2 separate regions of the Homo sapiens genome follow, and region 2 is linked to region 1. Evidence: chromatin contacts called from ENCODE Hi-C or POLR2A ChIA-PET data. All regions are on one chromosome and are shown on one strand. The core of a region is the stretch at or near the end of the contact, and the rest is flanking DNA. Distances in the headings are between cores, read along the strand shown. Region 1 overlaps THADA (THADA armadillo repeat containing). Region 2 overlaps THADA (THADA armadillo repeat containing).

Region 1 (7,788 bases), core at 2,646-5,145:
AGGTTGCAGTGAGCTGAGATAGCACCACTGCACTCCAGCCTTGGTGACAGAGCGAGACTCCATCTCAGAAAGAAAGAAAGAAAAAAGAAATTGCCCAACAATTCCTCTTTCATTCATTAAAAGTGAATAGACTAATTTAGCATAAGGTCCAATATTCTCAAATAATTTTTTTTTGTTTCTATCATTTTGTTCAGCTAACACTTTTAACTAAGATTAATATTAATATGCCAACTCATATTGTTCAAGTGAGGGGGTGGTGCCAATAGTCCCATATTTCAAGGAACATAATAAAACTAGAAGTATTTTCAAATGACTGTACTCATTTCCTTTTACAGATGAGAAAACTGATACCCAAGGAAATGAAGTGAGTCTCCCAACATCAAAATACAGCTTGGAGGTAAATACAGAACTAGAATCCAATTATCTTATTTCCCAATCTAGTCATTAGACATTCCAAGGTTTCTATTTTACAAGTAATCTAACTACTGCTGTGCCAGGCATCTTCTTAACAAGCAGAGGACACACTGTGACCCAGACAGGCCAGTTTCCAAAGAAGTTCATGTGTCCCCATGGTTTGGTTGTATGGCAGTCTCTCCACTGCTGTCAATCAGCCTGGTCAGGTTAGATTAAGGTTCCTCACCTGAGCTTCTACTCCGACACACTGAGTCAGGCCCACCCACTGAATTTATGGGAGTAGATGAACAGGCAAACTGCCAGCTAAACTGATCTTTTAAAATCTAATCATCTGCTGTTACAAAGCATTTTTGGAGATCACTGGACCACAGATAATTCCATTGGGTCCAATAAGTCTCCTGTCTCTCCTGTATTCAAATTAAGAGACTCTTCCTAATATACTAGAATATCCCTTACTACCCTCCACCCACCCCCAAAAAAACATCTAACTCCCGTGCAAATCAAACCAGAAAAGAGTGTGTGTATTTGTTCTTATTCAGGCTAAATGCTTCACTTTTCCCCAGTGAACCGATGCTTTTTGTAAGTCTGTGAACACTCAGGCTGAGACTTATTTACAAGAAAAATAAACAAACAAACAAAAAACCCAAGTAGTCACCAGGCAAATGTTACACTCCCAATTAAGACACAATGCTGTCTATAGGTATGATGTGATGTCTGGTATACACATATTTTCCCAAATTCACAATTAGAAGAAATAAGACTCAGGATACAAGGTGTGATTTTCCTCAGCTGCAGAAGTATGGAAAAGAGTCCCTTAAGAAGTGGACATCCATCTCAGACTGCAGGAATTAGTCTTCCTTCTGAAGAACTGCCTGGAAGTACTCAAATAATAGGATAATTTTCAACAGATTGGCTGGATTTCCAGACGGAGAGGGAAAGCCAGCATTTGGTAGAGTTGTGAAAAGAACATTTTGGACATCTTAGCCATTTGTTTTTTTGAGAGCTAGAAAACTAATCTGGAATAAGTATAACTCATTATTGCTATTATTATTAAAAACTCTAACCTCTGGCTCCTGGGGCTGGCAGCAGTAAGTAGGTTGGTTTCTGTATACATGCAAATGAAATTTATTAAGTTAGATATTCCAAGATGAGAGTCCTGTTTTTGGTTTTCTCACAAACGCTGGTTTTTTAAAGTACTCTGAAGTTAGTAGACTGCCACCTCTTGCAGACCCTGGAAAGGAATTTGCTTGGCCCCAAGAGCAGCCTGTACATTGAAATTACACAGAGTCAGACTTTCAACATAGCTGGGAGTCATTCCCTTACATATGTGTTTCCGCTTAATAGCCAGACCCAAAATCGTTTAAAGACTGAAGCTGTGTTTGCTACTTCAACTATATTTCTTATAGCACCCAGCAGAGGAGAACAACATAGCATGCACTTTCTACATTTTGTTTTTAAGAGACAGTGTCTTGCTCTGTCACCCAGGCTGGAGTGCAGTAAAGCAGTCATGGCTCACCGGGCTCAAGTGATCCTTCTGGCTCAACCTTCCAAGTAGCTAGGACTACAGGCATGCACTACCATGCTTGGCTAATTATTATAGAGACAGGGTCTCGCTATATTGCCCAAACTGGTCTCAAACTTCTGGCCTCAAACAATCCTCCTGCCTTGGCCTGCCAACTTTTTTCTTTTAAATAAATGAAGAAATAAATCAAGTCTCTTTTCTTCCCTTTAGTTATATTCTATTAATTGCAATTAATATGCACTCATTAAAACAAACAAGCAATATACAAATAAGTAAGTAGAAGGAGAAATTCCACTTTGTCCATTCTAGACCTTTTCTATGCACATATAAAAACATTAAATTAGCCAGGTTCAGTGGCTCATGCCTGTAATCCCAACACTTTGGGAGGCTGAGGTGGGAGAATTGCTTGAGTCCAAGAGTTCAAGACCAGCCTGGGCAACATGGTGAAAACCCATCTCTACAAAAAAATACAAAAATCAGCCAGGTGTGTTGGTGTGAGCCTGTAGTCCCAGCTACTTGGATGGCTGAGGTGGGAACATCTCTTGAGCCCAAGAGGTCGAGGCTGCAGTGAGCCAAGATCACAACACTGCACCCCAGCTTCAGTGACAGAAGGAGACCCTGTCTAAACACACACACACACACACACACACACACTAAATTACACATACATGGTTATGTTAAACAATATTGTTTGGCAACTAACTTTTAAAAAATACTTAGGTGCTGTATTCATGTATGTCCTGGAAAGAAAGAGAAAGATATTTTCCTTGTCCTTAATTTAAAAGAAAACTTTTAAAATAAAAGTACACTCTATTTTAGCTCCAAGTGTGATTAACAGTTAAGTTAAATACGAATAAGAAGCAAATCATATGCCCTCAGAATTTTGAAGGCAATGCTCCATTAACTTCTAAGTCCACTGTCATTTTGATTCCTAATTCTCTGTATATGAGCTGTTTTTTTTTTCTCTCACTTCACAAAATTTTGGAAATGACGAGTCTTGGGGTGAATCATTTTTCATTCACTGTACTAGGACTCATGTTCTTTAGTTCTACATGTTCTTAAGCTACTTGATAATTTTCTGCCCTCACTTTGCTCTGCTCTCCTTTCTGAACTTCTGTAAGTTGAATGTTCAACTGCCTGATAATCCTCTAATCTTATTTTTTCTCTCCCATGTTCCATCTCCCTCTCTCTAGGTCAATCTCTGGCAGTGTCCTTTTACTGTCTTCCCTAGTATGTACTGAAATTTTTACTTGGGCTATCATATTTTTTAATTTTCTAAAGCTCCTTCTTATTCACAGATTGCTCTTAATTTCATCTCACCTCCCTGAGAGTGTAACTTACTTTTTTTCCATCTGTTCCCTATATTACAGTATACCTGCTTCTACGGAATTCCCGTTTTTAAAAAATCTCTATTTTTCTTTCTATTGTTGATTATAAATTTTAGGTGGCAGCTGTTTCTTGGTATGCCTGTAGTACTTCTGTCCGTCATACAAACACACTTTCTCTCTTGCATAAGCACGTGCTCTCGCTCTCTCTCTCTCTCACACACACACACACACACACACAAACACACACAACAATGCAAAGAGTAATTCTGTCAGTTAAAAACAGGAGCATATTAAATGCTATAATGTGTAAAACAAGGGTTAGAGAGCAGGCTAACAAGAAGACACAAGAGAAGCCTATCCTGAATAAGCAGTATTGCAGAAAGGCATTTATGCAAAGGATAGGTTAGGTTCTGGCTTATACTCATCCAAACACGCTTTCCACTATGTAAATCTGAAAAACATCAATTCTAAATGCAGAATTAAAAGATTTTTCTCTTCTTCTCAATTCAGCTATGACTAAGGAAACAGAGACACAATAGTTACTAAGGAGGCAGGAAATCCTTCCAGCTAACCAACTTTTACATTCTGTTCCTTATGGTCAAAACGTTGACCACACTGTGGTAGCTCTTTTTGACTTTATGACCTTATTACTAAGACCATCAATTATATTCACTGTTATTTGTGCAGACGAACTGCTCGATTGCCAAAAGACTACGCTACAGTGCTATTTAACCTTTCCCAACAGAGACTCATTGAAACTCATTTGGTAAAATGTTTTACCTAACCTTGCAAAGATACTTCCTAGTAAATATTTGAGGTATATAAATACCTCCAAGTAGTCTTAAAAATGTGCAAAACTCATCATTGTTAAGGCAAATACTCATCTAAATTATAAAATCACATTAAAAGTTTAAAAAAAGTCATGCATTCAGACAAAGGTAATATTCCACATAAACTAAGGCAGTTCAAATACTATTTATCTGACTACATTCAGCCTACTTCCAATGGCAATTAAAAAATAATAATATGCACAGCATTTCATTTTAGAAAAGGCTGCTACTACATCATGGAATAGAATGTGAAACCATGTTCCACAGATTATTTATTCTGTGGTGGGGTGGGAATGAGGAAATGCAAAGTAGAGAAAGAGCAAAGGTCTAGAACCAGCCTGACCAGAGGAATACCACACAGTGGCAGTGTAACCTTGGGTGATTCATTCAACCTTGCTAAATAATTTTACATTTTCTTTTCTTTTCTTTTTTTTTTTAAGCAGAGTCTCGCTCTGTCACTACATTTTGTTTTCTATAAAATGGGAATAATAGTGCCTACTTAGTGGAATTACTTGAGAAATGAGATAATGCATCAACAAATCACAAATCTAACTTTGTACCTTCTGAACAAATTACACACACATTGTTCTTTTGTCTTGGCTCTTGCCACCAAGTCCTCTTCCTTTCCCTCAGCACTTTAAAGATGAGATGAAAGGAATAGAGAGGAAATTAGTATAAATTACAATTAAGTTCAACACACTCAAGATACTAAGATACTAAGAGTACACCAGAGAACATAACTCACTTTCAAACTTACAATGCAAATAGCTTTTAAAAATACACAAAGTACAGGCATTGAAAGCATGAATAAAATTTAGGTCTGGCATAAAAAATTTTACACAGCATTCTGAATACATTAACACCTATACTTTGAAGGAATCAAACACTAAATTTTATATACGTGTGTGTGTGTGCACACACGTGCCAAAGGCCAGGAAGACAGCTATGAAGTGGGATAGAATGTTCCACATCGGTAGAAAAAACGTATTTAGGATATCTACACACACACACACACACACACACACACACACACACACACACACACACACATGCACAGTGAGTGAGGTGATTAAAGGAGATGAAAATGGCGGTATACACAATGCTACTCTCACTCTCCTACTCACACATAATAAGATACCAATATTTGGTTTTGATGTGCCCATTCTAGTAGTAAAAGTAGACACTTCTGTGAACATATACACAAAGAGGTGCAGATGCTTCAATAACAAGTTTATTTGCTTCTTGGAAAAGGAAACCGTATTTCTCATAATTATTTGTAATTACAACAGACTTACTAGTAGTTGAGTCTCTACTAAAATAATTTAAAGTCAATCTTAACAGTTTTCCAAAAACACCTTCAAATTTGCCAGGAAACAAGGAGCCTAGAAAAATGACTGATACAAAGACTAAATAAAAACAATGAATTGAAGGAACAGTTACTGATAGTTTTCATATGTAAATTCTGGCATTCCATCTTATTTTTAATTAATTCCATTAAACTGGTGTTTCATAGGTCAGAGGATTTTATGACTATACACCAAAAATGTTATTTAAAATTCAGTTATAGGGAACCGCCCACAAATATTTTCTAACACTTTTTTCTTTTGTCCAATTCAAATTGTTTTTGCTTCACTTTTTTCTCCTTTAAGTCCAATTTCATTCTTTTTATTCACTTCCACTTCCTGTCTTTGCCCTTCAACAAGGAGTACTCCATTATAAAGTCTATTCCATTCTTTCTGGAATCTACATAGCACCAAACTAATCTGCACATACACTGAGGATGAGAAAGGAAAAAAAAAATCCCAGGTGATAGGGGATATCCTTACATACACACACAGTCTCACTGTCCTCTACCTCTCGACAAAAAACAAAACAAAACAAAACAAACACAACCATAAATAGAATGGCCAAGGCTTATTTATGGAAAGGAAAAAGGGTAGCACAGGATAACATGAAAATACTGCCAAAGAAGCCTTCATCTCCTCTGGCCTAATTTAAATAGGGTTACTCAAGTTCATGGATTGGTAATGGATGATGTTGCAAGATAAGATAAATCAAAGAGTCATCACTAAAATATTATTTTATTCTAAGGACAGTCTGCGTCGTATGTTTTGACCTAAAAGATATGACTCACAGGGAGCCCAGGATTCCTTTTCCTTTCTTCCCTGAAATGTGAGCAAAAGCAAAAAGGGGTGAAGGTGCCATATACCAAGAGTCCAATGCCACCTGAATGATGATTTCATTGTGCTATTCATCAGATATGTAACTTGGGGAAGTCACCTAACTTCTGAGCCTCAGTTTCCTCATCTATTAAATGGGGATAACTATACCTAACCAAATTAACTTCCTCACATGGTTACCATTAGGATCAAATGAGATAAGAGATCTGCAAGTACTTTGAAATCACCAAGTTCTGCTGATTCGACCGCCTATCTCTCAATTCTATTCACTTTTTTCAACCCCTACTGTCACTATCCTAATTCTGATCACCAACATTTTCATCCTAGCCTACATCTCCGGTTTACAAATATCAGACCACATGCCAGTGCCCATTCATGAAGAAAATGAAAACAACCAAAACAACAACAAAAAACCCCACAGTGCAATGCCGTAAATTCTGCATAAAGCTAAGGTATTCTATTTAAATATCTAATATTAATTTGAGATTCCTAAAGGGGGATGTATATATGTGGTTATGTATGTGAAAATGTCCTTTAATTTATGAAATGATTCTGACATGTAATATGCTTTTTAATGTACTTATTTAACAAAATTAAAGGGTTGATAACTGTATTATGTTGATCTTCAAAATAAAAAAAAAATTTTGCTGGTTCACAAAACAGAAAAGTCTAGGTACCACTTGTCTTGTCTACATTATTCTAACAAACAAAATTATTCAAACAAACAGATCTCTCAGTCTTGAGCACAACTTTCCAATCCAGCCACATCAGCCAAAATGATCATACTAAAGCAAATCCTGTTATACCTGTGTTTAAGATACTTTCTTTGCTCCCATGTCCTTGAGTTAGCTGACAAGGTCCCCAGCTCACTTCAGGCTGCCCTCTCTGTACCCTGTGCATTTTCATCCTGACTTTTGCACGGGAGCAGTCACCCTCACCTCCACTCCTCTTTCCCAAATAAATATTGCACATCCTTCCTCTCACCCATTATCTTTCTTGCTCTAGGATGTCTTCCTTGACTCCCCCAATCCCAGATTATATGCATTTCCCATGTGCTTTTATAAGTGTTTACATCCCTTGTTGTAGACCTTCTTTCATACATTTGATTAATACTTACTGAGCTTCTGCTATGTCAGGCACTGCTCTAGGTGTTGAAGATAAAACACTGAATGAGGCAAATACCCACCCTCCAAAGAGCTGATATTCTAGTAAGAGAAAACAGACTAGAAACTAAAAGTCAAAATAATAATAAGGAAGTAAAATATCCAGTGATTACTCATCCCTGTATCTCATGAACCTAGTACAATGCCTGGGTCCTGGCTGGTTCTCAAAAAATATTTGTTGAATGAATAAATACACACATGTTAAACAGTGCTGTGTGAATGTGAGGGACTGACTACTGTGTACATAGGTCCATACTGGCTATTAAAATCTCTCAGAGTCTGGCCCAAGCTTCCAGAAGCCAAAGCATGCTGTGTCAGTTAGGGCATTCACTACTGTAGACTTGTTTTTTA
Region 2 (7,788 bases), core at 1,517-4,016, 85 kb after region 1:
CACAGGCTGGCAAGGAGAAGAACTGGGTTCCTGTTCCAGAGCTGCCACAAACTAGCTTTGCAATCTTGGGCAAACCAGGTAACATCCAGGGTTCAGCTTCCTCTTGTCCAAGAGAGCTGGATAATATCATCTCTATGATCCTTCCAGCTCTAATGGTTTGTGAATATATCACTGAAAACTCAGAATTATAAACAAGCCCCATTTCTTCTCCCCACACAGCAACAAAAAACCCCAAACTGTAATCTCCCTACCTTTTATACTCCTATATGGGGGATTTAAGTGGCCACCGGTTTAAACAAGGAGCTGTAAAATCAGGATGATTTTAAACGGACTGTCATCTACATTCAAGTCATCAAATTTCAAAATAGAATAGAATTGTATTTTAGACTGTATGGAATGGCTTTCTTCATCCATTGAGAGAAAAGTAGATCACAGTTACTACTCTGAAGAATAAGAAATGCAAGTTCCACATTCTCCCCTCTAACTAGGGTTGCATTCTGCCTGCAAGTCACTTCACTGCCTCCGTGTATTCAGACGGCAGTCACATTCACCTAAGGCTTGACTCTTAAACTCATAGTTTTACCACTAGGCACAGATCTAGCTTTGCCAGGGCAACTATGCTCTTGGAAGGGTGTACCTCAGGTGTGGCCCAGCCATTCCAATGTAAATGATGTTCTTCTCTGTCATTTATATTTTTAACTCTTAAAGGTTTTAAGCACATGTAAGTATATTTAATTATTATTAATTTAAAGGAAGTTCATGGGGCAAAAGGTTATGTTTAAAAGCAGGAATTCTCCAGTAATGTAAATAACACTAATTTCTTGATGACTTTGGATTTTTATTGACTCCTAAACTGAGACATTTCTTTAGCTAAAGTCAGCAATACGAAGAATCAAGTTTTTCATAGGGGACGGGGTTCCAGTGTTAGAACACTGCTATTACATATACAGTTCATCGCTCATTCAGTCATCAGTTTCTTCTCACGCCTATGTATGTGAGGTTACCATGTGAATGGCAACATAGAAAAATGACTGGACCTCATTACAACGGAAACTAATGTTTTACAGAAAAACAGTCAGGATCTTATTTTTTATTTAAGCAGTCACTGGAAGAATTCTTTGGTTTATAAGAACCTGTCTTTTTGTGATAATTGTTTTTTTTTTTAACAAACATCTCTTATTTTACATTAATTCCCAATTTTAACACGGCTGTCGCACACAAATTAAATACATAAGATTTGGGTGCTATGTGAAAAGTGTCAAGGCAAAATAATGTTCATAGGAAGCTTTCACGTCTTAGTTACAGTAAAAGCAAAATACACTTCCCTTAATTTGTTTTTTAAACACTACCCAACAAACCCAAAAAACTAAATGTTTTAACTTGTCCTTGGAAAGAGAAGTTGGGAAATCAAAGGCCTCTAGCACATGTTTACTTCTTAGCAAGATGGTGAACATCAGTGAAGTAATCATTAATCATAGCTGGATTCCTCAGCAAAGATGTTGGCATTGGCACTACAGCCAGTCACCAGCAATGACTGCAAGTAACTCTAGGACACTGACGCCTATTTGATTTGGAAGAGAATAAGGAACATAATGATGCCTGAAATGTCCTGTGCGCCTTTGCCTTTCTTCATCTCAAGGCCTTGCAACATCACAAGCGCAGCTGTTAACCAGATGCATGCAACATAAGCCACAGAGTGTGAGAAAAAAAGTATTAGCATTATTTCCATGGAACTAGTCATGTGGTTATTATAGAAATAATCAGCATTAGCATACTACAATATTTGTTTTGTTCTTGAATTGTAACACCCTAGGGAAAAAGTTGCCTTTATTTTTAAAAAGTTAAAAATGAAAGTACATGTTATATATCTTTGCTGAAAAATGGTGGGAAATGGATTTGTCAAAACCATATGGAAAGGAAGAGGGAATCAATTAAAAACAGAAATCTAATAAATCTAAAATATTTCCAAATGAAATGCTTGTGGTAAGCTAACTTCTTGTAAACACCGCACTCAAGTCACTTGAACAGTCCCAGATGGTGAACTAACTTTGTGGTCTTAAAACAAAAGTCAGCCAAAAAAACCAAGACTACAACTTTATTATCAATGCAGTGGGAAACATGAGATCCATAATCAACCAACATGTTACTTTTTTTCTTTCCAAAATTTAAGAGATTTGTGGAGTTTTACTAAATAAGACAATTTTAAGCTAAAGTTTAAGTCTGTGTATGTGAAATGGAGAAATAAAAATTAGAGATAAAACTACAGTTAAAAGTGAGGTAAAATCTACAGTTATTTATATACCTTAGAAAAAATTTCTAAAAATGCCACAGTTTTGAAATGTATTATAAAGTCTAACATTCTAAATTACCATGAACTTTCTTCAGTTAACATTTGTATGATTTTATTCAAGAAAAATTTTAAACCTTTTTTTAGAGTTGGGTTATAAAAAAAAAAGTGATTTATGCGTTGACCAGAAATTATACATGGTGGAATAAACATGTGCCTTACCTGCTCCACCGTCAATAATCCATCAGAAGATTCTGGCACAGGCTGCATGGGCAGAAGCTGGCACAACATGCCTAAAAGTAAAGCAACTTCCTTCATACTTCTCCAACAACATACCAGCACCATCTGCGCAGTTACATCACATGTTTTTACTTCTTTACCTTAAACAAAAAAAAACACAACGATTGCAACCTTGATTACTCATATCCCAGGTTTCTAAAAACAAGCTTATTCATAATTTCCCCAAGAATAATCTGCTTGAACAAACCCGATTTGTCATGTTATATTTACTCAGAAGGAAAGAAGCTAACATTTGTCGAGCATGTGTTATGAGAAGAAATCATGCTAAGTTTTTTTTTTTTTCTTTTTTGGAGACAGGGTCTCGCTCTGTCACCCAGGCTGGGGTGCAGTAGCATGCTCATGGCTCACTGCAGCCTTGACCTCCCAGGCTCATGCAATCCTTCTACTTCAGCCTCCCTAGTAGCTGGGACTACAGGTATGCGCCACCACACCCAGTTAATTTTTGTATTTTTTTGTAAAGACAGGGTTTCACCACATCACCTCCTGGACTAAAGCAATTCTCTCGCTTGGGCCTCCCAAAGTGCTGGGATTATAGACATGAGCCACCATGCCAGGCCCAGTATTTTAATTTATTATTTTCAAATTAAATTTTAAAATAAAACACAATATTGTTCCAAAACTTGTTTAATCTTTAATTTCCAAAGATTAAACAAACTCTGCCTCTCTGTCATAAAGTATGATATGGATGACTATAATAAATACACTCCTTATTTATTTTGGTGAGCATGACTGTTGCATTAGTAAAGGAGTAGAATATAACTTTTAAAATCAAAGGAAAATACAAATTATCTTTCAAAATATATTTAATTCCCATGGCCAATAAGCTATAATTAGCCTTACTTACTCTCTTATTCTAGTTTTAGGAGTATTTTTGGTACTGATATTTTTTTAAAATCCAAGATGAACTATTATATTAAATAAAAGAGCACGCTGACAAAATGGTACTTATAGGGTAACCTCATTTGTGTTTTTATTTAAAAAGCCCAATGCATTAAATGGGTAAGTGTACATACACATAAACATATAAAATAAGTACAAAATAATATATTGCACTAAAGAAGGAAGACATGGAATTGGAGAGGAAACCTTGGAGGAATTTAATTTGTTTTTAATTCATATGTACCTCTGTTGTTTGAAACTATTACAATAGGCTATAATTACATTTATACATTATTTTGTGTAATTTAAAAATTTAAGTGTGGAGATAATTTTTTGCAAGACAATATCCCCACCTAGTGGAGAATGTAGAATATGTAATACATCACTAAGAAATTGCTGCTTCTGATGACGTTTTACAGCACTGCAGAAAATTCAGTAACAACTAATGATCAAACAAGATGTAAGAACTCGAATTCTGGAAGCTTGACACAACAAAGCAGCTCCCATTTTACTAATAAGGTTTGTTTCCTTTAAAAGCCTGCTTGACTTTAAGAACTCTCACAGCAGACAATGAACCACATTGCTGGGAGAAGTTGATTGCTGCCCAAACCCAGGTTCATTATATAGCACTGCTCTTATATCACCTGGGCTGTCAAGGCAGGTTTTATCACTCCAAGGCTTTCTGTTCTAACAGCTTGTTCGCTGCACAACAGCACCTAATAGGCTGGTGAAAGTCTTCTTTAATTTAATTTAATTTTATTATTATTATACTTTAAGTTTTAGGGTACATGTGCACAATGTGCAGGTTAGTTACATATGTATACATGTGCCATGCTGGTGTGCTGCACCCATTAACTACTCATTTAGCATTAGGTATATCTCCTAAAGCTATCCCTCCCTCCTCCCCCCTCCCCCCACCCCACAACAGTCCCCAGAGTGTGATGTTCCCCTTCCTGTGCCCATGTGTTCTCATTGTTCAATTCCCACCTATGAGTGAGAATATGTGGTGTTTCGTTTTTTGTTCTTGCGATAGTTTACTGAGAATGATGATTTCCAATTTCATCCATGTCCCTACAAAGGACATGAACTCATCATTTTTTATGGCTGCATAGTATTCCATGGTGTATATATGCCACATTTTCTTAATCCAGTCTATCATTGTTGGACATTTGGGTTGCTTCCAAGTCTTTGCTATTGTGAATAGTGCCGCAATAAACATACATGTGCATGTGTCTTTATAGCAGCATGATTTATAGTCCTTTGGGTATATACCCAGTAATGGGATGGCTGGCTCAAATGGTATTTCTAGTTCTAGATCCCTGAGGAATCGCCACACTGACTTCCACAATGGTTGAACTAGTTTACAGTCCCACCAACAGTGTAAAAGTGTTCCTATTTCTCCACATCCTCTCCAGCACCTGTTGTTTCCTGACTTTTTAATGATTGCCATTCTACCTGGTGTGAGATGGTATCTCATTGTGGTTTTGATTTGCATTTCTCTGATGGCCAGTGATGGTGAGCATTTTTTCATGTGTTTTCTGGCTGCATAAATGTCTTCTTTTGAGAAGTTCTGTTCATGTCCTTTGCCCACTTTTTGATGGGGTTGTTTTTTTCTTGTAAATTTGTTTTGAGTTCATTGTAGATTCTGCATATTAGCCCTTTGTCAGATGAGTAGGTTGCGAAAATTTTCTCCCATTTTGTAGGTTGCCTGTTCACTCTGATGGTAGTTTCTTTTGCTGTGCAGAAGCTCTTTAGTTTAATTAGATCCCATTTGTCAATTTTGGCTTTTGTTGCCATTGCTTTTGGTGTTTTAGACATGAAGTCCTTGCCCATGCCTATGTCCTGAATGGTAATGCCTAGGTTTTCTTCTAGGGTTTTTATGGTTTTAGGTCTAAAGTTTAAGTCTTTAATCCGTCTTGAATTAATTTTTGTATAAGGTGTAAGGAAGGGATCCAGTTTCAGCTTTCTACATATGGCTAGCCTGTTTTCCCAGCACCATTTATTAAATAGGGAATCCTCTCCCCCATTGCTTGTTTTTCTCAGGTTTGTCAAAGATCAGGTAGTTGTAGATAAGAGTGGCGTTATTTCTGAGGGCTCTGTTCTGTTCCATTGATCTATATCTCTGTTTTGGTACCAGTACCACGCTGTTTTGGTTACTGTAGCCTTATAGCATAGTTTGAAGTCAGGTAGCATGATGCCTCCAGCTTTGTTCTTTTGGCTTAGGATTGACTTGGCAATGCGGGCTCTTTTTTGGTGCCATATGAACTGTAAAGTAGTTTTTTCCAATTCTGTGAAGAAAGGCATTGGTAGCTTGATGGGGATGGCATTGAATCTATAAATTACCTTGGGCAGTATGGCCACTTTCATGATATTGATTCTTCCTACCCATGAGCATGGAATGTTCTTCCATTTCCTTGTATCCTCTTTTATTTCATTGAGCAGTGGTTTGTAGTTCTCCTTGAAGAGGTCCTTCACGTCCCTTGTAAGTTGGATTCCTAGGTATTTTATTCTCTTTGAAGCAATTGTGAATGGGAGTTCACTCATGATTTGGCTCTCTGTTTGTCTGTTATTGGTGTATAAGAATGCTTGTGATTTTTGTACATTGATTTTGTATCCTGAGACTTTGCTGAAGTTGCTTATCAGCTTAAGGAGATTTTGGGCTGAGAAAATGGGGTTTTCTAGATATACAATCATGTCATCTGCAAACAGGGACAATTTGACTTCCTCTTTTCCTAACTGAATACCCTTTATTTCCTTCTCCTGCCTAATTGCCCTGGCCAGAACTTCCAACACTATGTTGAATAGGAGTGGTGAGAGAGGGCATCCCTGTCTTGTGCCAGTTTTCAAAGGGAATGCTTCCAGTTTTCGCCCATTCAGTATGACATTCGCTGTGGGTTTGTCACAGATAGCTCTTATTATTTTGAGATACGTCCCATCAATATCTAATTTATTGAGTTTTTAGCATGAAGCGTTGTTGAATTTTGTCAAAGGCCTTTTCTGCATCTATTGAGATAATCATGTGGTTTTTGTCTTTCGTTCTGTTTATATCCTGGATTACATTTATTGATTTGCATATATTGAACCAGCCTTGCATCCCAGGGATGAAGCCCACTTGATCATGGTGGATAAGCTTTTTAATGTGCTGCTGGATTCGGTTTGCCAGTATTTTATTGAGGATTTTTGCATCAATGTTCATCAAGGATATTGGTCTATAATTCTCTTTTTTGGTTGTGTCTCTGCCTGGCTTTGGTATCAGGATGATGCTGGCCTCATAAAATGAGTTAGGGAGGATTCCCTCTTTTTCTATTGATTGGAATAGTTTCAGAAGGAATGGTACCAGTTCCTCCTTGTACCTCTGGTAGAATTCGGCTGTGAATCCATCTGGTCCTGGACTCTTTTTGTTGGTAAGCTATTGATTATTGCCACAATTTCAGAGCCTGCTATTGGTCTATTCAGAGATTCAAGTTCTTCCTGGTTTAGTCGTGGGAGGGTGTATGTGTCGAGGAATTTATCCATTTCTTCTAGATTTTCTAGTTTATTTGCGTAGAAGTGTTTGTAGTATTCTCTGATGGTAGTTTGTATTTCTGTGGGATCGGTGGTGATATCCCCTTTATCATTTTTTATTGCGTCTATTTGATTCTTCTCTCTTTTCTTCTTTATTAGTCTTGCTAGTGGTCTATCAATTTTGTTGATCCTTTCAAAAAACCAGCTCCTGGATTCATTAATTTTTTGAAGGGTTTTTTGTGTCTGTATTTCCTTCAGTTCTGCTCTGACTTTAGTTATTTCTTGCCTTCTGCTAGCTTTTGAATGTGTTTGCTCTTGCTTTTCTAGTTCTTTTAATTGTGATGTTAGGGTGTCAATTTTGGATCTTTCCTGCTTTCTCTTGTGGGCATTTAGTGCTACAAATTTCCCTCTACACACTGCTTTGAATGTGTCCGAGAGATTCTGGTATGTTGTGTCTTTGTTCTCGTTGGTTTCAAAGAACATCTTTATTTCTGCCTTCATTTCGTTATGTACCCAGTAGTCATTCAGGAGCAGGTTGTTCAGTTTCCATGTAGTTGAGTGGTTTTGAGTTTCTTAATCCTGAGTTCTAGTTTGATTGCACTGTGGTCTGAGAGACAGTTTGTTATAATGTCTGATCTTTTACATTTGCTGAGGAGAGCTTTACTTCCCACTACGTGGTCAATTTTGGAATAGGTGTGGTGTGGTGCTGAAAAAAATGTATATTCTGTTGATTTGGGGTGGAGAGTTCTGTAGATGTCTATTAGGTCCGCTTGGTGCAGAACTGAGTTCAATTCCTGGATATCCTTGTTAACTTTCTG

Evidence for each region. Hi-C counts contacts between places; a loop is a spot of excess contacts on that map. ChIA-PET counts read pairs that join two places held with the same protein, here RNA polymerase II (POLR2A). Pooled maps may share reads with other maps.
Region 2: a loop to region 1 is called in a map of MCF 10A, with 8 times the contacts of the local background. The contact joins two enhancer-like sites. A Hi-C loop is called at or near these places in 1 of 168 maps with a recorded cell type or tissue (MCF 10A), 1 of 37 single-sample maps with no recorded cell type and 4 of 50 pooled maps. POLR2A ChIA-PET finds 5 or more read pairs at or near these places in 2 of 52 experiments (CD8-positive, alpha-beta T cell and MCF 10A).

The regions. Positions count from the first base shown.
Region 1 is chr2:43,452,041-43,459,828 of GRCh38, forward strand. The region is part of intron 26 of THADA (THADA armadillo repeat containing); the gene reads right to left. Among named protein-coding and RNA genes, the nearest start is that of THADA, 140 kb to the right of the region's middle. Within about 2 kb of position 3,896, at least 4 of the 41 ENCODE cell types and tissues checked have a DNase peak (open chromatin) inside an H3K27ac peak, as active enhancers do.
Region 2 is chr2:43,538,650-43,546,437 of GRCh38, forward strand. THADA (THADA armadillo repeat containing) reads right to left here. Exons shown (of 38, transcript NM_022065.5): 21 at 2,510-2,667. Among named protein-coding and RNA genes, the nearest start is that of THADA, 53 kb to the right of the region's middle. Within about 2 kb of position 2,767, at least 16 of the 41 ENCODE cell types and tissues checked have a DNase peak (open chromatin) inside an H3K27ac peak, as active enhancers do.